Regions from separate parts of the Homo sapiens genome. Here all the other regions are linked to region 1. The links are chromatin loops, found by intact Hi-C in ENCODE. Cell type or tissue: heart right ventricle. All regions are shown on one strand. Each heading gives the region's core, and the rest is flanking DNA. Links, peaks and the distances in the headings are about the cores only. Region 1 holds the start of CLSTN2 (calsyntenin 2). Region 2 overlaps NMNAT3 (nicotinamide nucleotide adenylyltransferase 3). Region 3 overlaps CLSTN2 (calsyntenin 2). Region 4 has its middle 44 kb from the start of NMNAT3.

Evidence for each region. Hi-C counts contacts between places; a loop is a spot of excess contacts. Peaks named below come from ENCODE experiments on the same cell type or tissue, not always from the same donor. Only the 100,000 strongest peaks of a DNase experiment are listed, where the experiment ranks them.
Region 2: a loop joins it to region 1, with 18 times the contacts of the local background. A loop is called at or near these places in 25 of 110 quality-filtered maps.
Region 3: it touches region 1 in a loop (22-fold over the local background); 9 of 110 quality-filtered maps call a loop at or near these places.
Region 4: it touches region 1 in a loop (4-fold over the local background); 30 of 110 quality-filtered maps call a loop at or near these places.

What each region holds. Positions count from the first base shown.
Region 1 is chr3:139,931,736-139,937,374 of GRCh38, forward strand. CLSTN2 (calsyntenin 2) reads left to right here and starts at 3,450. Exons shown (of 17, transcript NM_022131.3): 1 at 3,450-3,748. The coding sequence starts at 3,640. RefSeq lists silencers at 3,448-3,497, 3,538-3,597. In heart right ventricle, for the core only: CTCF peaks have their summits at 2,996 and 3,885; DNase peaks (open chromatin) are centred at 2,976, 3,346, 4,012, 4,424 and 1 weaker place; H3K4me3 peaks cover 2,419 bases; H3K27me3 peaks cover 1,265 bases.
Region 2 is chr3:139,586,557-139,592,195 of GRCh38, forward strand. All of the region lies in intron 4 of NMNAT3 (nicotinamide nucleotide adenylyltransferase 3), which reads right to left. Among named protein-coding and RNA genes, the nearest start is that of RBP1, 50 kb to the left of the region's middle. RefSeq lists an enhancer at 1-368. In heart right ventricle, for the core only: a CTCF peak has its summit at 2,079; a DNase peak (open chromatin) is centred at 2,081.
Region 3 is chr3:140,496,152-140,501,790 of GRCh38, forward strand. All of the region lies in intron 8 of CLSTN2 (calsyntenin 2), which reads left to right. Among named protein-coding and RNA genes, the nearest start is that of CLSTN2-AS1, 9.8 kb to the right of the region's middle. In heart right ventricle, for the core only: a CTCF peak has its summit at 3,181; no DNase peak of the experiment used is centred there.
Region 4 is chr3:139,719,373-139,725,011 of GRCh38, forward strand. No RefSeq gene overlaps it. Among named protein-coding and RNA genes, the nearest start is that of NMNAT3, 44 kb to the left of the region's middle. In heart right ventricle, for the core only: no CTCF peak of the experiment used is centred there; no DNase peak of the experiment used is centred there.

The DNA.
Region 1 (5,639 bases), core at 344-5,343:
TAAATAGGGAAAATAGCACAATTGTCTTAGTCAATTTTCTGTTGCTTATAACAGAATACCTGAAACTAGGTAATTTATAAAGAAAACAAATTTATTTCTTAAAATTATGGAGGCTGAGAGGCCTGAGGTTGAGAGTCCAAATCTGGTGAGGTCCTTCTTGTTCATGTGGATTCTGTAGAGGTGGCAAAGGGCATCACATCATGTAATAGCTCAGGTCTCTCTACTTCTTGTTATAAAACTACCAGTCCCATTCCCATGATAACCCATTGATCTATTGACACATTAATATATTAATCTATGCACAGATTAATCTATTCATGAGAGCAGAGCCATCATGAACCAGCCCCCTGCCAAATGTCTCACCTCTCAATACTGCCACATTGAGGATTAAGCTTCAACATGAGTTTTGGAGGGGACACATATTCAAACCACAGCACACTTGTTGCAAAGATTAAAGAAGGTGTAGGTGTGGAATGTATATCCTCCATTGTAAAGCCTGGCATGGAAAGAATGAGGACTCATTAACTGTTAGGTTGCTTTACCCCATCTTTTGCATCTGCAATGGCCCAGCAGAAGCAGACAGCACAGTAGTGCTCCATACAAATGATGTGGACTTAAAAGCTCTTATGTCTGAGTATTTCTAAGGCTGAACTTACTTACTTTTATCTCCTCTAAGGCAGGTCATTGTTGCCTGTTCCCCAAATGAATCAAATCAAATGTGTGACTGGCACACTTGTTTTCAGAGATATAGGAAGTAGGATAAGGGGAAGACATTTTTACATTTATTGAACATTGACTATGTGCAACATACTGTTTAACATATTTTTAAAATTTACTTCTTGTAATGATCTTATGAAGTAGGCATAATGCTGCTCAATCAATTGCTCCAGAACATAATGAATTAATGCAAAAACCACTTATTGTATCTCATAAGTCAGCTGGATAGTTCTGATGTGAGCCAGGCTTGGCTGATCTTGGTTGAGCTTACCTGGGCTTGCTCATGTGTCTGTGGTTAGCCAGCCTGTAGGCCAGTTGGTTCTGACCAGCCTAGTGTGACCTTGGCTGTCTGAAACAGCTCAGTTCTACTCCATGCAGTCTCCTACCCTTCTGCAGGTTAGCTTAGGCTTGTTCTCATGTCAGCAGCAGGGATTCAAGGCAGGAAGAAGCAACATGCATGCCACTGTCCCACTGACCAAAGCAAATCATATGGCCTAGCTCAGAGTTGGGGTGGGAGGGCACATCCAAAGGAAACAGATTCAGAGAAGCATGGACAAATGGCCATTAGTGCACTTGATCTACCACAATAGGCATTGTTATTACCCTCATTGGTAGAGGAGGAGATGGAGGCTAGCAATTTTGTGCCTGTTGGTAACTGGCCCACCCCCTAGTGTTTTTCTTTGCTGTGTTCTTTCCTGGCTATCTCTCCATGGAGATGCTTCCTAATAAGCTACATTTCCCCCTGTTTCTCATTATTTGGTCTGAATTTGAAACTTCACATAAAATTATTAGGACCAATCAGTGATCTTAACAAAGCCCAGTATAATGACATCAAAGAACAGTGCAGGTAAGTCAGTAAGATAGGTCTACTTATTAGAGAAAATGAAGGGAGGAGGGCAGATATGTAGTTGGGTGGAGCATAAATGGAAGAAAATGAGACAAATTTACATTTCTCTTCTATTTTCTGGCTTTTTTATTTTCCCTGGGTCAGCTACCACCTTTCCATGCCATCTTTTCTAGATTCTGAAACCAACATCTGACAAAGGCAAGGTCCTGGTGTCGGCCTGGGACATTTACTAGATTTTTGACCCTGAACAAGGAAGTTACCTAACTTCCCTGAGCCTCTATTTCATCATGTGTGAAATGAGAATAATAGCGCACATGTTGATTTGTGGGCTAAAGGAGACCTGAAGGTAAAGAGCCCCACATGGGTCTGAGCCCCATGCAGCCACCATGATTCACTGCTGTCCCCAAGCACATCCTGGTGCCTGAAATCCTGAAGAGTTGGCTTTCACCACTGCAGAGGCTCTGAGTGAGCTGCCAGGGCAGCAGAGGGAGGCTGAGCTGCAGGAGTGCTGTTAATGGATTTTATGGCTTTGTTGAGTACCTCAAACTACAGTTATTAATTAGAGGATGCTGTTTAGGCACTCTTGCAATATATACATTTTGTTAATTGATTTGTATAGGCTCATAGCTAGCAACATAAAGAATGTGCAGGACCATAACACTTACAAGGGATTGTAATTGCCTTTGCTGCCCTCTCTGGCTCCCCAAGCAGGGAACAAAAGCTTTGAGGATAGGACCCACTCTCTCCTCTGTCTTTGGATCTCCAACGACTAATCCAGTGCTCACTGTCAGGGTGATACAGCCTGTCTAGATGCTCAGCAAACGTCTTGAATCAATGACTAAATAAATAATATTGTTTGTTTCTGTATTTCCATATCTACTTTATTTCCAAACTATTCCTCATAAACCCTGCATTGTGTGTGATGTTGGCATTTCATTTAGGTAAATATGGTCAAGGATTTATTCTGAGTCCTTACTGTTTTTTTTTTTTTTTTTTTTGAGTACCTTTGTAATTTTTTCACGGCCTAGAGATGGTTGAGGATGCAAAGATATGCACTGGCTCCTGCACTCAGGGAACTGACAATACTCAACGGCACGAGATTTTACAATGCATGACGTCAAGTAGCCTGTTCTTAGAGATGCGGAGTGACAACATAAAGGTGGCAACTTCTTGCATGGCACCATACCGCAGGGAATTTTAAGTTTGACACCCCGCCCCCGCCACTGCAGCCTCAGCAGGCCCAGCACCCCAAGTTTTCTGATCTAGCTGTTCTATCAGCCTCTAAGAGCCGCGGCTGCCCCTGCTTCTCGGAGATGACGCGGAGCCCTGCCATTGCCATCCAGGTCCAAGGCTATCTACTCTGCCCGACAACCCCTAGCACCACTAGGCGCTGCTCTAGTGTGCGCCTGGCGCCCTCCCCAGACCAGTCGACGCAGAACGCCCAGAGACCCAGCCAAGGGCAAGACCCTTAGCGACGCCCGTCAGTCCTCTCCGCCCAGATATCAGTTCAAAGGGCATGGCAGGTCAGGGTCCCTCGCGCCACCCCAGATGACCCTCAGGCCTCGGGTGGCCACTTTCTGGGGGAGCCCTCCATCCCTTGCGGCAGCTTTTCCGAGAGTCGGAGTGGAGGCGCGGGGCTGGAGGGCTCTCCGGAGCCGCCCACCAGGGTCCTCTGGGGGCCCGGTCCCGACTGGGCAGGGGGACCTGGACAGGGCCCCGGAGCGTGGAGACGGCTGAGGAAAGTTGGGGGTCGGGGCCTTGGGGCGGGGAGCGCGGAACCCGGCGCCGATGCCCGCGTTCATGAATATGCACGAGCCACCTCCCTCCCTCCGTGACGTCACGGGCCGTCCCGGGGTGAGCGCCTGAGCCGCTCCGGGTCCGCGCCAGTGAGCGCGGCTGCTGCCGGCGAGCTAGCGGCGCAGCGGCGGGAACCCGAGGCCGAGCGCCGCGGCGGCAGCGCTAGAAGCGCACCCATCGGGCACGGCGAGGCGGCCCACGGTGCGGCAGGCACCGGGAGGCGAGAGCCGGCGCGGACAGTAGGCGGCGGCTGCAGCTCGTTGGCGGCTGCTGCGAGGATGCTGCCTGGGCGGCTGTGCTGGGTGCCGCTCCTGCTGGCGCTGGGCGTGGGGAGCGGCAGCGGCGGTGGCGGGGACAGCCGGCAGCGCCGCCTCCTCGCGGCTAAAGGTGGGTGCTGGGGAAGTTTGCTCTTCTCCCAGGAGGGAGGCAGGGCAGGCTTGAGGGTGAAAGCGGCAAGGACCTAGGCTCAAGCTGGATTTGCCCACCCTCCCTTGCCGCAGCTTCTTTGGCCTCTGTGCGCCCTGGATTCCCGAAGTCAGTTCCCTGCGCAGCGGACCAGAGAGGTCCACCCGCGGACGTCAACTCAACCCCTGGGCGGGGTCCGGGGGCTGAGCAGAAGGCGAGGTCTGGGGAGTACGGACAACTTTGAGGGCTGTCTGTGCCGGGGTGGGAGCGCAGTGGGTGAGTTTCGAGCTCTGGCCCAGGGACGGCTAGAGCAGGGCGCTGGCGCGCCGTGGGGACAAGCAGGTGTCTGCTCCTGCCTGGGGGAAGGATCAGCGGCGGTGCTTTCAAGGAGGGAGCCGAGCTGTGACTTGTCTCCCAGCTCGGGGATGGAGTGGAAACTTGTAGGCTCCAGGGAAGGCCCCGCTGACACTCCTCAAGCTCCCCCAGGGCGTCTCTGACTCCCCGGGGAACGTGTACCCTCCGGGTAGGCGGCGGGGTCCGGAAGAAGCGCGGGATGTGAGGCTCCCCGCTGCCTTTCCTACTCCGCTCTGACTACCGAGGACCGAGGAGCCTAACCTGGCACCACTCCCCTGCCCACCCTGTTCCTTTGAAGAGCTTGACCTCCCCGCGCCTCCCGCCCGGAAGGAAGCTAGATCCAAGCGAACGCCTGGCTCTGTCAGGCGAGCCTGGAAGCCGGCGAACCCCGGACTTTGACAGCTGCCTGGGAGCGTCGGGAGCTCTGGGGTGGGGGGCCGGGTCTGAAACAGGAGGTCACGTGCTTGCAGGGGGTGGGGAGGCGAGGGAAGAGCAGAGCTGGTGGGGAACAGTGGTGGGCTCAGGGGAGGCTGTGGCAGATCCTAGCTGGGGCGCACAGCTTAGTGATAACTTGTTGATTCTCTGCGCTGTTCATAAGTAGGGCTTGCGTTTGGTTTGTGGACTGTGGCCAAATCCGCCAGGTGACAATGAGGGGTACTTGGTCCCCAAATCCTGCCTGGCAATCATCAGAGGGCGGAGGGGTTTGCGCCTGTCAGAAAATAGATTCCCTGTTAGAGACAGCCTGATTCGGACGCTTGCTTTGAGCTACACTTGACCACTAGCTTAGGGGAGGAAATGCCTATCAGGCTGCATTACTCTTGGAGGTTGGGGAGAGCTGGAGGCAGGCAGTTCGCCTTGTCTGGGCTTTAGAAACTGGCCCTCCAATAACTTAGGAGTGATATATTTGAGAAGAACATGGGAGATTATGTTTATCTGTAATTTTTAAATTTTTTGGTGTCATCGTTTTGAAAATATTTTATAAGCAGGCATTCTGTTTCTTTTCAGCATTTTTTTTCTTGGTGTATCTTTGACAGGCAGTTTCTATTTTTAGAAATGAGAAATTTCATGAGAGAAAAACTCGTTATGAAAATATCTCAGAGTGCGGTAAAGAAGTGGCTGATATGAAGGGATCAAGCTGAGAGACTGTTGTTTTGGTGAAGACAAGAATAAAAAACAATGAACTTCCAAACATCTCCCCCCTGCTTTCCCAATATAGACACTTTGTTAAACAGGCAAATTACTTTTTTGGGGGGTGGGGGGGAGGAGATTTCCCATCACTTTGTAGCACAGTAATTGATATAAGCAGATGTCTGCAAACGGGAGTTTGAAGGAGGGTGAGAAGCACACAGCAAGTGCAGAACAGGGAAGAAATCATTTGGGAAGAGGATCTGGTGTGAGTAGTAATAATGCACGGCTGAGTTCTCAGGTCAGAATGGGAAGCTTCATAGAGGTAAGCGAGAAAGAGAAGGAGAGAGATAAAAAAGGAAAATAAAAACCCCAGGCTTTCAATGATTCACTT
Region 2 (5,639 bases), core at 196-5,195, 350 kb before region 1:
GGGATGGCAGAACCCAGCTGAGAGCAAGGAGGTCATATTCAGTTTTTGACTCCCACAACTGGCTCTTGAAACTCATTTCAGAGGTAATGCTTGTGAAGGTTAAAGCTTTCATTTAAAAGAGCCAGGCTATATTGAGAGAGAAAAGGTTTATTTAAGTTCCAAAAGTTACTCTTAAAATAATCAAGAACCAGAAAACCCGGGGAATCAGAGTGCACAGTTTCACTAAAGCCCACAGAGCAGTAAAAAGAAAAGAAAGTGAAAATGAAAACAAAAGGCCCTTTTTGGCCTGAGGGTGAGGTGAGGTGGAAGAATGGGCAGAAGGGCAGAGAAAAGCCTGATAGACAATGTCTGTGGTGACAGTTTAGACAGGTATTAGGCCTGCTCCCTATACTCTCATACCCTGCAGAGATAAACCTAATTTGTATTGGGGTTTGGGAGGGCATAGTTAAGATGCCCAGTTAAATCTGACAATGTTAGAGCAGTGGAGTTTATATTTTGCTTCCCATCTGGAATTCTGGAAGACCACCTTGCATTGCCCTGTGCCAATACACAACGGCACTGACAGAATAGAAATGGCATGTGGCGTGTATAGCAGAGAGAGCTTCAGAACAGCCTCCTTCAGCTTTGGCAAGGTATGGCACAGATCCACAGCAATTCTAAGTCTCCTTGAGAGGAATAGTGAAGGAGGCTGAGAATTAGCAGTCAGCAGGTGCCTGGGCTACTAGCGGGTAGATACAGGGTATAGGGAGTACAGTCCAAAGCCAGGGACTATGGCATTGACAGTACCATGGGGAGCCAAGGCACAGGTCCAGACAACAGGGATATAATGCCTGAGACAAGAGAAGCTGAGGAGGCTTCAATAGTGGAGCGAGAGTGGATAGATGCCAGTGCCTAAGATTAAGGACAGATCCCTCGGCTAGAAAGTAGTGAGGGCAGCTGCCCTGTTTTGGAAGCCAGGATGCTAAGCCATCCAGGATGCTTAATGCACTCTTGGGGAGGTAGGCAGGAAAAAATGCACTTGATTAATAACTAACCTGTAAAAGACTAAGCTGAAAATTAAAAAGTTTACCACTTCAGGAATCCCTTGAAGTGACATATTTTTTCACAATTCATGGAAATGGTGGCTTAAGATCAAGTTGAATGTTATAGAAAGCAAAGTAAGTTATCTTTCTGCGCATCTGAGCTCATGTTATACATGGGACATACATGCTCCTTCTTTTTCTCTTCCTGTTTAAAAGAAATGGGGGTTGGGAGGACTAACTCCTGCTGGGTGCTGACTTTCTTGAGCAATTTACATACATTTAACCTTCACATTAATTTCTGTTTTATAGAAGAAAATGGTGGAAGGACAGGGCTCTCTCCAGGCAGCTCTGCTGGGCATGTTGGATACCCAGGTGTCACCTGTGATGGTTTAGCTCATCTTGATAGGACAGGCCCTGCATTGAGAAATCAATGCTTTTTTATAGCACCCAGGAGAGGAGAGTCAATAAAAATAACAATTTGATCTAAAACTCCTTCTTGCCCTCCAAATGGTCATAAGTCCAAGCCTTTTCCCTTCCCCACTGCTCTAGGTCACAATCCCAGTGACCCTCTCAGGCCCTCCCCCACTAGATGCAGATACTTCTCCTGTGACCCTCTGCTGCTCAGACACATCTCCATTACAGCACCTGTATGAAAATGATTCATCTGCCTGTGCCTTTCCCATGACACTGAGCGCTCCTTAAGGACGTGAACTTGTCTTTTCGTTCTGGGTAACACGACGAGCACATTAGTTAGAATGAAGATATACCATCCCTACAGACAGAATTCCTTGTTTATCTCTACCCTCTCTGAAAACTAAGAAAATGATAATAAAGGAATAAATAAAGTATGAAATCATAAGGGCAAAGAGAGTGCAAAAGGAGACAATAGTTGGGAAAATGCAAAACATTTTGGACACTGGAGAGCTGATAAAAATTGATAATAAACCAAGCAGAGTCTTCTGCATGCAGGGAAGGCAGTAAGAGGCAAGCTGTGCAGTAGCAGAGGCCCAGAGTGGCTCAGGAATCGGAGGAGCCAAGAACCTCTCCAGGTGGGGGTGCCAGAGGGCCTGAAAACAGGAGGGCCAGTTGAGAGTTTGTATGAAGAGTCCTTGGATCCACCCCAGCCTCTAATCGCCTACGTTATCCTCCCATTGTGGCAGAAGGGCGCATATCTACTTTCTGCCTGGGTTGGACCAGAGAGAACCTTTATTCTCAAATATAGGCACAGCTGAGGGAGGGGAAGTAACATCTTTAAGACAGAAGGATTAAGTATGTTTCCCAGAATGTCTCTCTGGGGAACAGACCTACCTAGGAAAAGACACCAACACCTACACACATTTGGGGGTCTTGAACCTAGGGCCTGACCATATAACCATGAGGTCTATCAGCTTTACATTCACATCCAGAGCTTCTAGCCTGCATTTAGGGCCTGATCTGCAAACATGAGTGGACAGTCTAGGAAGAGACAAATTTTGGAAAGGTGCTCACCATGAAAGACAGAGACTAAAACAGCCACCAGGAGCAAAGGAACTTGGAGGATACAAAGGCAATGCAGAAATTGTATGCAGGATTTGCAGGAATTGTATGCAGGAATTGTAAAATAGAAGAAAAGACTAGAGGTTTAATATAGGAGGTACACAGTGAACTAATAGAAATTTCTGAAAGAGAACAGGAAAACAGAAGAAATTATCAAATAAATAAGACATTCTATTTTCCCAGACTAGAAGGACATACATTTTCAGAATCAATGGTCCTCTGAGAATCAACATTTGGCATAAAAGAAGATTCACACAATGGCAAAACATTATAAGATTTTAGATGAGTAGGTTTAAAGAGAAGGTCCTGAAAGTTTCAAAAGAGAAAACCAGAGGTTTAACATACAGAACTGGAAAGCAGGATAGCATTGGATTTCTCAACAGCAAGTCTTGAATCCAGGAGACAGTGGAGTGAAGTCTTCAAAATGTTAAAGGAAAATCATTTCCAACCTTAATTCTACATTTGGCCAAACTACCAATCAATTAGAACAGGTGTCAGCAGGCTTTTTCCATTATTGGACAGATAGTAAATAGTTTAGGCTTTGCAGGCCACATACAGTTTTTATGGGCCACATACAAGCTTTGTTGCATAATTTTAAAAGCCATTTAAAAAATGTAAGCAAACCATCCCATAGCTCACAACATGAATGAAAATAGGCTATGGATCAGATTTGGCCCATGGGCTGTAGTTTACTGCCCTCTGAAGTATGGCATGAAGTTGTGTTCATACATGCTAGGTCTCAGAAAATTTACCTCCTCTATACCCTTTCTCACAAAGATGCCAGAAGACGAACTCCACCACCCAAATAAGAGAGTAAACCCAAAAGCAGAAGGCATGGGATCCAAGAAACAGGGGTTTTGAATCAGGAAACAGGCACAGAGAATCCCCAGGGAGACAGTGAAAGGCAATCCCAGGATGACAGTATAGTGGGTACAGAGAGCTGGATGTCCAGCTAGGACCTGGAGGGCTTCAGGAGGGATATGGGCAGACACAAAACGGAACAGACAGATCATCTGATGAATTTGTCTGTACTAAGAAGAGTTTTAGAGATCTTTTGGTAAAATTGGGACTGAATTAATGATAGGCATAGGAAACTAAGGCAACAAATACATGAACAATTACTAACTCTAGGAAAAAACCCAAAGTTTATATGGGAGGCAGTGGAATCATAGTGCACTGCATGGTTTTCTTGACACTATTTACATAGACATAAATGTGAACAATAATATGAATCAAACCCAAAGTTATGAGCTAATCAATTTGGGAGCATGTGGTGGAGGCGAGGTGTGAATGGGAGGGTGGAGGTGTGAGAGAGTGAAATCTTCATTTTTCCTGAAGGAAGCCAAGATATATTATCTAAATCTGAAAAAACAAGATATAACAGTATAAGCTTGTTATTTAGAAATGGGGAGTCAAGTACCAGAGAAAACATCTGAAAGAGTCATAAGTGATTGCTCTGGGAACCAGGAATCAGAAATGAGGATGGAACAAATAACACTATAAGCCTTAGAGTAACAACTTTTATTATCTAATAAATTTATAAATATGATATATAAAATAAGCTTAAAAATTAATGCGTGCTGTAGAAATATTACAGTCTACTGAAAAGTGTGAAGGATAAAAAGTTAATAAAACGTATCTAAGATGTTAATATGGTTTATATTATAGTTCATTTTGTATTTTTTTATACTTTTCTTCAAACCACGTAAATTCACTTTTAATTCTTCTTTATTTAGATTATATCATAAGGGTTTTTCTTGGTCATTAGCACTCTTGAAAACATCACTTTTAATAGCTGCATAATGATATAGATTAAAAATATATAAAAAAAGAATTTACTCAGAGGAGGAGCCAAGATGGCCGAATAGGAACAGCTCCGGTCTACAGCTCCCAGTGAGAGCGACACAGAAGACGGGTGATTTCTGCATTTCCATCTGAGGTACCGGGTTCATCTCACTAGGGAGTGCCAGACAGTGGGCGCAGGCCAGTGTGTGTGCGCACCGTGCGCGAGCCGAAGCAGGGCGAGGCATTGCCTCACCTGGGAAGCGCAAGGGGTCAGGGAGTTCCCTTTCCGAGTCAAAGAAAGGGGTGACGGACGCACCTGGAAAATCGGGTCACTCCCACCCGAATATTGCGCTTTTCAGACCGGCTTAAGAAACGGCGCACGACGAGACTATATCCCACACCTGGCTCAGAGGGTCCTACGCCCACGGAATCGCGCTGATTGCTAGCACAGCAGTCTGAGATCAAACTGCAAGGCGGCAACGAGGCTCGGGAAGGGGCGCCCGCCATTGCCCAGGCTTGCTTAGGTAAACAAAGCAGCCGGGAAGCTCGAACTGGGTGGAGCCCACCACAGCTCAAGGAGGCCTGCCTGCCTCTGTAGGCTCCACCTCTGGGGGCAGGGTACAGACAAACAAAAAGACAGCAGTAACCTCTGCAGACTTAAATGTCCCTGTCTGACAGCTTTGAAGAGAGCAGTGGTTCTCCCACCACGCAGCTGGAGATCTGAGAACGGGCAGACTGCCTCCTTAAGTGGGTCCCTGACCCCTGACCCCCGAGCAGCCTAACTGGGAGGCACCCCCCAGCAGGGGCAGACTGACACCTCACAAGGCCGGGTACTCCAACAGACCTGCAGCTGAGGGTCCTGTCTGTTAGAAGGAAAACTAACAAACAGAAAGGACATCCACACCAAAAACCCATCTGTACTTCACCATCATCAAAGACCAAAAGTAGATAAAACCACAAAGATGGGGAAAAAACAGAGCAGAAAAACTGGAAACTCTAAAAATCAGAGCGCCTCTCCTCCTCCAAAGGAACGCAGTTCCTCACCAGCAATGGAACAAAGCTGGATGGAGAATGACTTTGACGAGCTGAGAGAAGAAGGCTTCAGACAATCAAATTACTCCAAGCTACGGGAGGAAATTCAAACCAAAGGCAAAGAAGTTGAAAACTTTGAAAAAAATTTAGAAGAATGTATAACTAGACTAACCAATACAGAGAAGTGCTTAAAGGAGCTGATGGAGCTGAAAACCAAGGCTCGAGAACTATGTGAAGAATGCAGAAGCCTCAGGAGCCGATGCG
Region 3 (5,639 bases), core at 422-5,421, 560 kb after region 1:
TGTAGTTCTCCTTGAAGAGGTCTTTCACTTCCCTTGTTAGCTGTATTCTTAGGTATTTTATTCTCTTTGTAGCAATTGTGAATGGGAGTTCCTTAATGATTTGGCTCTCTGCTTGTCTGTTCTTGGTGTATAGGAATGCTAGTGATTTTTGCACATTGATTTTGTATCCTGAGACTTTGCTGAAGTTGCTTATCAGCTTAAGAAGCTTTTGGGCTAAGGTGATGGGATTTTCTAGATATAGGATCATGTCATCTGCAAGCAAAGATAACTTGACTTCCTCTCTTTCTATTTGAATACGTTTCATTTCTTTCTCTTGCCTGATTTCCTGGGCCAAACTTCCAATACAATGTTGAATAGAAGTGATGAGAGAGGGCATCCTTGTCTTGTGGCAGTTTTCAAGGGGAATGCGTCCAGCTTTTACCCATTCAGTATGATATTGGCTGTGTGTTTGTCATAGATGGCTCTTAGTATTTTTAGTATGTTCCTTCAATATCTAGTTTATTGAGAGTTTTTAACATGAAGGGATGTTGAATTTTATCAAAGGCGCAGGGTGGGTACTGACCTGTTGTTGGCCTGGATGCTCCTGTAGGGGGTGTCTGGAGACCCCTGTTGGGAGGTCTCACCCAGTCAGGAAGGACAGGATCACGGACCTACTTAAACAAGCAGTCTAGCCGGGCGCGGTGGCTCACACCTGTAATCCCAGCACTTTGGGAGGCCGAGGCAGGTGGATCACCAGGTCAGGAGTTCGAGACTAGCCTGGCAAACATGGTGAAACCCTGTCTCTACTAAAAATACAAAAATTAGCCGGACGTGGTGGCATGCACGTGTAATCCCAGCTACTCGGGAGGCTGAGGCAGCAGAATCACTTGAACCTGGGAGGCAGAGATTGCAGTAAGCCGAGATTGCGCTATTAACCTCTAGCTTGGGTGACACAGCGAGACTCCGTCTCAAAAAAAAAAAAAAAAAAGCAGCAGTTTGGGTGCTTTTTGGTAGAGCAGGTGTGCAGTGTTGGGGGTAAGCCTTCCTCGTGCAGATAGCTTGGACTCTCCAGAGCCAGCAGGCTGGAAAAGCTGAGTTGACTGAACTGCAGAGATGTTGGCCACCCTTCCCATCAGGGGCTCCATCCCAGGGAGGGATCAGAGTTTTATTCATATAACCGTGGCTGGAGTAGCTGATATTCTTGCAGGGAGGCCCCGCCCAGTCAGGAGGGATGGATTGGGGGTCCCATTTGAAAAAGCTATCTGGCCACGATCTGGCACAGCCTCTGTGCTGTGCTATGGGGGATTGCTTCTTGACCGAACCACCTGGACTCCCCGAAGCCAGCAGGCTAGAATGGCTGAGTCAACCTCACCGCAGAAATGGCGGCCGCCCCCACCTCAGGAGCTCCTTCGTCTCAGGCATTCTCCAGCCTGCTGCCCCTGCTGGCTGGAATTCCAAGCCAGTGGGTCCTAACTTGTGAGGTGCCATGGAAGTGGGGTCCACAGAACGACACTTCTCAGCTCCCTGGATTCAGCGTGCTTTCTAGGGGAGTGTACGGATGGATCTCCTGCCTTGCTAGGATTCCTGGGGCCAGAGTCTATAAAACTCCTGTGTCTCTGAGTGAGCCTGAGTGACTGCTCTGCCAAGACTCCACACAGTTCTGTGTATCAGACCCAAGACCCTGATGGCATGGACTCATGAGGGAATCTCCTGATCTGCAGGTTGCAAACATCTATGGAAGAAGCCTGTTTTTCCGGGAGGGGTCATACAATCACTCACAGCTTCCCTTGGCTGGCGTTGGGGGTTCCTTTGGCTCTGCACCACTCCAGGGTGGGCTGTCGCCCCACCCTGCTTTTCTTCCTTCTCCATTGGTCGAGTCTTCCACATATTCAGTCCCAATGCGAGAACCTAGATATTTCGGTTGAAGGTGCTGAATTCACTTGCTGTTTTCATTCTCTATGCGACATGGACTGCAGCTGTTTCTAATTGGTCATCTTGGACTCTCCCCCAAGACATTTTCTAATAATCTAAAGCAATTACTAACTAAAAATAATTAACTATTGTGTCTTGTGTGAGAAGAGAAAGAGAGAAGAGTTTATCCACTGGCGCCGGTCTCCAATCAGCCCAAGATTTTTTCCAGGAGCATTCATTCCCCTGCATACCTGAGTGGCAGGGGCATGAATTCTGCCACTCTTCAGGGACAATCAGGGAGCCCCCCTAATGGAGTGAGGTGCTGTTGGGTTGCACCTTTGGGAAGGCCATCCCTGGGCAGCAGCTGGGTGAACCACACAGAGTATTTGCCATGAAGGCAGCCAGTGCCAAGTGGCTATGCCCTCACCTTTCCTGCCCCAGATGGTGCCGAGCTCAGAGGGGAGCCCAGAGACATGTATGATACATCCAGTTTCCCTTCCATGACTACTATTTCTTTTTAAAAGAAATCTTGTATTGATTTTATTTTCACACGCCATATGCAGTTTTGGTGGGTCAAGGTACAAATAAAATTAAACAATTATTTGTTTTGTGCTAATTCACTCTCTTTAATGAAAGTTGTATCCTCAAGGCATCCCTTCTCTTTTATCCCCTGGAGTGACCCAGAGTGGCTAAAGTGGGTACCTGAGGATGTCTTGTCACAACCACTAGCTGTTGTCACCACCTCTTTACCACACTTGAATGGAATGTCTCAGGCCAAGTGTAAAGATTTTGTCTCCTGAAGGATTTCCTCTCAGCCTTGGTTACTATTGTCATTGGAAATCCAAGATTGTACAAAGACAGCATGCCTTTGGAATCCCCAGCACTGAGCACTCTGTCTGGCATTGTGAGCACTTGAATGTTTTTTTTTTTTTTCACTAAACCAAATAATTAACAATCATTATATCAAAATAATAACCACTTATTGAGCATTTACTATATGCCCAACAGTGCACTGGCTGGTTTGCCTTGTTTAATCTTCACACGACTCAACTATTACCAGCTGTGGCTCAGTAATATAATCTGATGAGAAAACCTACTTTCTATGGTTATAAATTTTGCTAGAAATAATTCATATACCTGACTCTGAAAAGCAGGGAGCTTCCACTAACCCACTATGGAGCCCTTACAGAGTTTGTCATCTGAAGACGCTTCTCTTTCTCTTGACTCCCTTGGTCTCAAGGTTTGCCTTTTCAACTGCATGAGCCACAGCCCCATCTACTGACTGTAATAAAAATAATCTACCTTTCTGGAATTCAGCAGCAAAGCAGACTTGAATTACTTACTGTCTTCAAGGACCCCAATGTGTAATTAGTTTGATTGGACCTTATAATTAAATGGTCAGCCAAGGACATGGGAGGATGCCTTTGGCTTGGGCATTCTTTTCTTTTTCTGGGCTGAGAATTGTAACCTAAGAAACAAAGGCCCACCTGGGTGCTGAGCTGCCCAATGGCCTGGGATACAGAGGGAGCATTTGGAGATAGTGAGGCTGCTCTTTATGCAGGACAGCTCTGCTCACTGACAGAATTGCCTATGGTGTAGGCAGGGGGTGGTAAAAATCACCCCATCCTCAAATACTTCTCACTGAGCTTCTCTGATTGCCCTGCCCTGATACCTGAAGTTCTGCCTCTTGTTATGCATGGGATACAGGTACCTAATAACCCTATAAAAATGCAAAGGTTCTGGCTGGGCGCGGTGGCTCACACCTGTAATCCCAGCACCTTGGGAGGCCAAGGCAGGCGGATCACGATGTCAGGAGATCGAGACCATCCTGGCTAACACGGTGAAACCCCGTCTCTACTAAAAAATACAAAAAAAATTAGCCGGGCATGGTGGCGGGAGCCCGTAGTCCCAGCTACTCAGAAGGCTGAGGCGGGAGAATGGTGTGAACCTGGGAGGTGGAGATTGCAGTGAGCCGAGATCATGCCACTGCACTCCAGTCTGGGTGACAGAGCGCGACTCCGTCTCAAAAAAAAAAAAAAGTTCTCATTGAGAAGTAGGAAAGATTGGAAATTAGGGAACTTCATGGGGAGCTCAGGGCTCCCAAGTGGGGTTTCAGAAATTCAGAGTCAGCTTGTAAGCCTTGAGGACTTTGGAAACAAGTATCTTTTCTTTTGTCCACTCGGTATAACACTCAGGCATTTCTTCTACTTGACTGTCAGAGGCTGGTCCAAAAAGCAGCCTTATTGGCAATTGTTTAAAGATCCAGAAAATATCTGGGTAATATATAGGACCCAGAAAGAAAGACTTACTTCAAAATTAGGAATGCACTCAGAATATCTGTGAGGGAAGGACAAACTTTCTGATATGAGCAATCCCATCATGGAACCAAAGTAAACCATTCAAGCAGGATTCTACAGTCATGAATGTAAAACAAGGATTATACTAAAGGACAAGAAATTGGGATGTTTCTGAATCAGAGGAGTGTTGGACCTGTCTATTCTTTGCCTGTGTTTGATTAGTGTTGTGTTTTTATTGTTGGTTTGGTTTTCGTGTTTGCTCAGTTGGCTGGAAAAGCCAGCCAAGGAAGAAGTACCTCCTAGAGTTAGGAAAGCTGGGCTCTGGTCCCAGTCCCCCAACCTCATAAGCTGCCTCTGATAAAATCATTGTACTTCTTCTGGCCTTACTTTTTTCATTTGTAGAACGCATATTATACCCACTCATCCTCCCAGGGAGACTGAGGAGAAAATGGAATATTGTGGGGGTACTTTGAAAATAATAAAGTATTATTTTATTAATGGAAAATGATTAGTGCTGTTGCCATTAACCATGGCTATTAAGAATCTATTAATACAAATTAACCCTAAATCTGAGAAATGGAGTATAAATAAATAAATAATACCTCAATTAACAGGTTTAAATAATTTAAATCATTATGATTGAGTACCAGTCTTGTTCCTCTCACTTCTAGTTGAGTGTTCGGGTGAAGGGAAGGAACCCCTGACACTGTTTAATGGAGCGAATCTTGCTGTTGAGAGAGCCAGCCCTTCACTTAACACACATGGTGCCCAAGTTACCTCATTCCCAAATCAGTCACTCTCGCTCCCTCCACCCACCTTGCTCTTGTTCTCTTTCTCTCTCTCCTGCATACTTTCTAGCTTGCCAATAATTAAGTTCCTGAAATTCCATCGCTTCCTCATTAAGCTAAGGGATAAAAAAGATTCAGTTCAGATGTTTGCAAAAGCAGCCCTGGTCACTCTAATGCTCTTTGGAGGCTGTTGGCTTCAATGGCCACCACACAAGGATAACTTCCTCATACCAGTCCTCCTGCAAACTAGCTTTCTCCTGCCTAGCCTGAAGGCTAGATGCAGGAAGGAGGGGCACCCTTGCGTCCTTAGGGATTAAATGAAATCCTTCAGGAGGCCTCGGCTCCTCTCCCAGACAAACTCTGTAAGAGCTCCACAGTGGGTTAATGGGAGCTCCATGCTTTTCAGAGTCAGTTGTATGAATTTTTTCTAGCAAAATTTATAACCATAGAAAGCAGATTTTCTCATCAGATTATGTAACTGAGCCACAGCTGGTAAGAGTTGAGTTGTGTTTCCCAAGGCCCTCCCCCATCCCACAGTGTCTAGTTCCATTTGACCTACAAGAATCCTTACACAGACACTCTATCTAAATTCTCATCCAATAAATGATTGTTTTTCTTTTTCTTTCTTGAGTGATAGTACTGCTTAGTGGTTTAGAGCAGAACT
Region 4 (5,639 bases), core at 190-5,189, 210 kb before region 1:
GGAGCCTACTACACACCTAAGCTGTATAATATAGCCTGTTGCTCCTAGGCTACATACCTGTACAGCATGTTACTGTATTGAATACTGTAGGCAACTGTAACACAATGGTAAGTATCTGTGTATCTATGTATATCTAAACATAGAAAAGGTAACGTATTACACTATGACATTACAATGGTACTACATCAGTAGGCGAAAGAAAATTATCAATTTCATTACAATCCTATGAGATCGCTGCTGTATATGTGATCAGTTGTTGACCAAAATGTCATTCCGTGATGTGTGTCTGTATTTACCTATGTAGACACCCATGTGACACCATGCAGATCAAAATATTGGGCATTTCCAGCACTCTAGAAGTTTTCTTTATGCCACTTCCTGGTGAGCACCAACTCTTCCAAGATAATCACCATTTTAACTTCTTTCATTTCACCATTGATAAGTTTTGCCAGTTGTTGGACTCGTATATTATGTTCATTTTTTGTGCCTGGTTTCCTTTACCCCAATATGATGTCTGTGTGATTTCTCCATGTTGTGTTGGACACTAGTAGTTAATTCTTTCTTAATGGTGGCTAGTATTCCATTCCATGAATATACCACAGTTTGTTTATCCATTCTCCTAATGATGGACATTTTGATTGTTAACAATTTTTGGCTATTATAAATAAAGCTCTATGAATATACATTCTTTTTTTAAAATTATACTTTAAGTTCTGGGATACATGTGCAGAATGTGCAGACTTGTTACATAGGTATATATGTGCCATGGTGATTCACTGCATCCATCAACATGTCATCTACATTAGGCATTTCTCTCAATGCTATTCCTCCCCTGCCCCCCAACCCCTGAACATACATTCTTGTACAAGTATTTGTGAGCACATATGCACTCATTTCTGTTGGGTATATATTGAGAAATGGAAACACTGGTTACAGGGTACATTTATGTTTAGCTTTAGTCAATACTGCCTAACAGTTTTGTAAAGTGTTGAGCCAATTTATACTCTTGCCAGCAATGAGGGGAGTCATACTGGAGAGCTTTTAAACCAAAATAGTTGCAGCCACACCTCTAGCCTGACGCCATACTGTTTTTCTGGTTCTTCTATAGGATCCATCTGGGACAACACCCTGCTTTGGCCATGTCTAGGGTCATGAATAGGGTGCTATCTGAGCAGGACTTTTAGTCTGAATTTAAGGTTGGGGTCAGTCCTTTGTCAGTGATAGGAATCAGTCTGTGGTTAAGGAAAGAACAAGACCACCTTCTCATCCTTTTTGCAATGGTTAGTGCTCTTCACTTGTGATGTTGATTATGACGGTGGCAGTGGATACCACTTACTGAGCTCTTAGCATGGGCCACTGTCTCCTTCAGTCCTCACAACAATCAGATATGGTAGATAACATTATTATTACTTAGAAATTGAAAAAACCAAGGCTCAGCAAGGTTAGACAGCACATCTAGGCATGCAGCTGGTAGGTGGAAGGGCTGAGATTCATATCCTCAGCTAAAAAACTCTTGCTTTTCTTTCCTTTAGTAATGTTACTTATTCTTTGAAAACAGATACTGGGCACAAATTCAAAAGGATACAAATAGGAAACACAAAGAAGAGCAAGCTATTCTTCCAGCTCCTCCTCTACCCATTTCTTCTTCCCAGAGTCAACCACCATTAATAGCCTCATGTGTGTGCTTCCAGAGACGGTCTGTGCATTTACAAACATAGACAGAGATTTAGAATGGTATTTTTCCCCTATTCACTGTCCTGAAACTTGCTTTCTTCATTTAACAAAATATGCCAGATAGCTTTTCATTTTGGTATACAAAAATGACCTCTTTTTCACAGCTGTACTAATTTATTTAAGCGTTCCCCTTTTGATGAACATTTAGGTTGTTTCTGATTCTTTGTTATTATGAACGCTGCTGCCACAAATATCTTTGTATGTATGCCACATTTCACATGTCAAGTATATTTGTTTGATGAGTATTTAGAAGTAGAATTGCTGAGTCAAAGAGTGTGTGTATCTCATCTTCCATAAATATTGTCAACCTGCCCTCCAAATGGCAAAACCAGTGGATTAGGCTCAGAAAGTCCAGGAGATATCAGATCTCAGCAAATTTAAATACTCATCATCACCCTGTTGAGAGGCCTGGCACCCCATGTTTTCTGAATGTGTGAATGAAAGAACCCTTCCTCTCAGCAAACACCGCAGGCCTCCCTGCATGCTTTTTGCATCACAGCTATTCCTTAACTTCTCTGTGATGGCTTTACCCTTGTAATGTTTTCTCCCAGGTTAGATAGAATGATCTGAGGACAGGAACTTATTTTCCACCTTTGTCCATTACATTTCAGCTTGACAGTGTGAGGCTGAGGTTTCTAGGCAAGTGTGTGACTGTTACTGAATTATTACTATGTAAAAAGATGTTTATCAGGCGTTCATAAGAATGCAAAAGTTTCTGGTGCTTTTTCTACTCACCACTCAAACTTCTTAAATTCTCCCAAACCAGGGATAGGGTTAGTCTCAAAGGCAATGTTAGGAGTGAACCCTGAGGGAGGAACCATCTGTGGATAAGAATAAATTGAGCCACTCATAGTGGGATTTCAGGCACTGTATTGAGTACACGTCAGAGGCACATGAGGCATGGGGGCCTCTCAAACCTCACCTACAGAGGTTTTCTATATGCATGCTTTCATTTCATCCCCTTTTCCATCCTGAGCCCCTAAATAAAGCAGGCTGTAGGTGGAAGAGATGCCTCCTTTTCCAGGACAAAAGGCTCCTGCCAACCGCAGTCCTCATTTACATTTTGTTGACTTATTAAAGTGAGATCCAAATGTTTCGTTGCTCTCAATTACATTTATTAATGGAAGCTAAAAGCCTCTGAGGGTGAAGCTTATTGGAACATATGGTCATCTCTGAGAGCCTCCATCTCTCAGAGAGCTCCATCTCTGAGAGCCTGGGGCTGAAAAGCACAGAGAGGCAATGCACTGGGATTTTAATAACCATTTGGTTTCCCCTCCCCCAAATAATTAAATAAAAAGAGCTTTTCTTCTAAACTTATGAGGGAGAATTTGCCAGTAAATCAGAAAAAAAATCAAGGGAAATCTAGAAGATATATTCATATTAATAATGTCTGCAGACATAAACTTCGGAGATTTAAAGTTTGCTTTGTTTTCAAACTGTCTTCCTTCAACTTTGCTGTATTTCTCAGTAGTTTTGATACTTGTTTAGAGAAGAGTTGTGGATATTGAGATCCATAAAAGGCTCCATCATTGCCTGGTTCACAGATGAGGAAACTGAGTGTAAGACACAGAAGGAACATGCCCAGGGTCCCTATGACAAGAAGGTAAAGGGAGAGTGAGGCTGATGGATTAGGGTAGCCAGGACCTTTTTGGGAGGAGGTGAGTTTGGGCTTTGATTTGAAGAATAGATAGAATTTGGCTGTGTGAAGAGTAGGGGGAAGTTGCTGAAGTAGGAGACACTGATGTGAAAAGGTTTGAAAAGATGTGGGCTTGTGTCAGGATATTTGTGTTGAGGATAGAAGAAAGAACATACAAGGATTTTGAATGAAGAAGCTAGATGCCAAGAGAAATGATGGCATTCTGATGATGAGGTGGAGAACAGCCAACATTCATTGACTCCTTCATAATAACCTCATGAGCAGAATTTCTCAACCTTGGCACTCGTGATGGTTGGGGCTGGATAATTCTTTGTTGTGGGAGTTGTCCTGTGCATGGTAGGATGTTAGCAGCATCCCTGGGCCTCTATCTAGTAGCCAATGCCATTCTCTTCCTAATCTTGGCAACGAAAAATGTCTCCAGACAATGCCAAATTTCCCCAGCTGGGAACTATTACCCCATGAAGTAGGTGTATTATAATCCCCTCCCTACAAGTAAGGGAACTGAGTCTCAGGAAAGGTAAGGAACTTCCCCAGGGTCCCTTAGCTAAAAAATGCTGCAACTAGGTTTTGAACCAGAGCAGTCTGTAGAACCTGCATTCTTCACCAGGGTGAGACTGGATAAATAGGTAATAGAGAATTAATTACAGTTAGGAAGTGAGGAATAAAGGCTGCTGAAGCCAGTCCCCCATCAGTGCTCATGGAATGGGCTGGGTAGAAGGGCTGGCAGAGCCCAGCACAATAGGAAGTGGAAACTGGTTAACTACAATTCTCTGAGGCCAATGACTCTCTGAATATTAAAATGTCAAAGATGGAAAACATTTATCTTGCCATAAAGCTAGGCTCCCAGGCTCCAGGTGATTAGTTATGGATATGTTGCAATATTTCAGAAGTGATTACCCAGCCTGCTTTGGATTAAAATGCATTTTGTGGGTAAAAAGTTGATAGGCTAAAAAAAAAATTCTAAATCTAGAGTTGATGTTTGCTTCTCCCCAAATCTAATTCCTGCCTCACACTGCCACTATAAGATCTATTGATCTGTTAGTTTGTCTCACATTGGAATAATGCAAAGTAAATTTATAAACTCAAACACCAGGTGAATCATCAGTTAAAAAACATGTTGCTTCTCAAGACATCTTCCCCGCCTCTTCCATCTGATTTCATGTTGCTGGTTACCATTCATTTATTTATTTAACAATTATGATATTGTGAATTGAATAATATTAAATTTGGCCCTGGGGATATACAGTTGAGATACAGATTCTTCCCTTTGAGAACTCACAGTCTTCTGATCTGTCTAGGGCAAGCACAGGCATCATAGGACAGTTTCAAGAGGAGATAATAGGACTAAGGCATAGGAAGAGTGTGAGGCACTCCGGGTGGTGGACAGAGTATATGAAAAGGCCTGGAGGCATGGCATCTTGGAGTTTTGGAGGAATTGCACGCCATTTAACACGGCTTCAAGGGAGAGTGTAGGTAAGGACACAGCTTGATTGTAGCCAAGTTGCATCCCACAGGGCCCTCTTTTCTTTCCCTTCTGGCCTTTGTTTCTGTTTTGTGGATCCCCAGTTCACCACCTAGCACTTTGCCACTTTTCAAGTGTCAATTTACCTCTCCAGAAAGCCTTTCTTAAGTACCGCCTGTTCCCTGCTCCCACTTTGACTCCTCATGACTCTCAGGATTCATACCCTTATTTTGGTAATCATCAATTTTTATCAATAGTTGAGGTTCTTTGAAGGCAGGAATTGTGTCTTATAGTTCTGTGGCTTCCTAGCAGAACTTTAAGAAAGGACTGGTACTCAACAAATATTCCATTGCTCATTTCTTTTGAAATATCAGATCATCACACCGAAGACCTGGTGGTGTTCATTGCGGGCAAATTTGACTGAATTTCTACCTCTGTCTCTGCATGGCATCACTTACCACTCTTTCCTGGGTTTACTCCCACTTTGTTGTTTGGTCCCTCTTGGTATCTTGTGAGACTTCCTCTGCATCTGTGAGCTCTGGTGTTCACTAGGTTCTGGTTTGGTATCCGGTATCTTTACAATCTACACACTGCCTGGCCAATGTTTTTGTTTAACGTTTTTAATTATCATCAACTTGCAGACAACTCTTAGTCCAGCCAAGAAATATTCCTGTATCCCAGACCTATTTCCACCAGGACTGCCCCTACTCTGGGGCCTACAGTAGAATTCCTCATTCTTACCATCTCCTCTCTTAAGCCTACTCTTCCTCATTCTGTATTCTATGG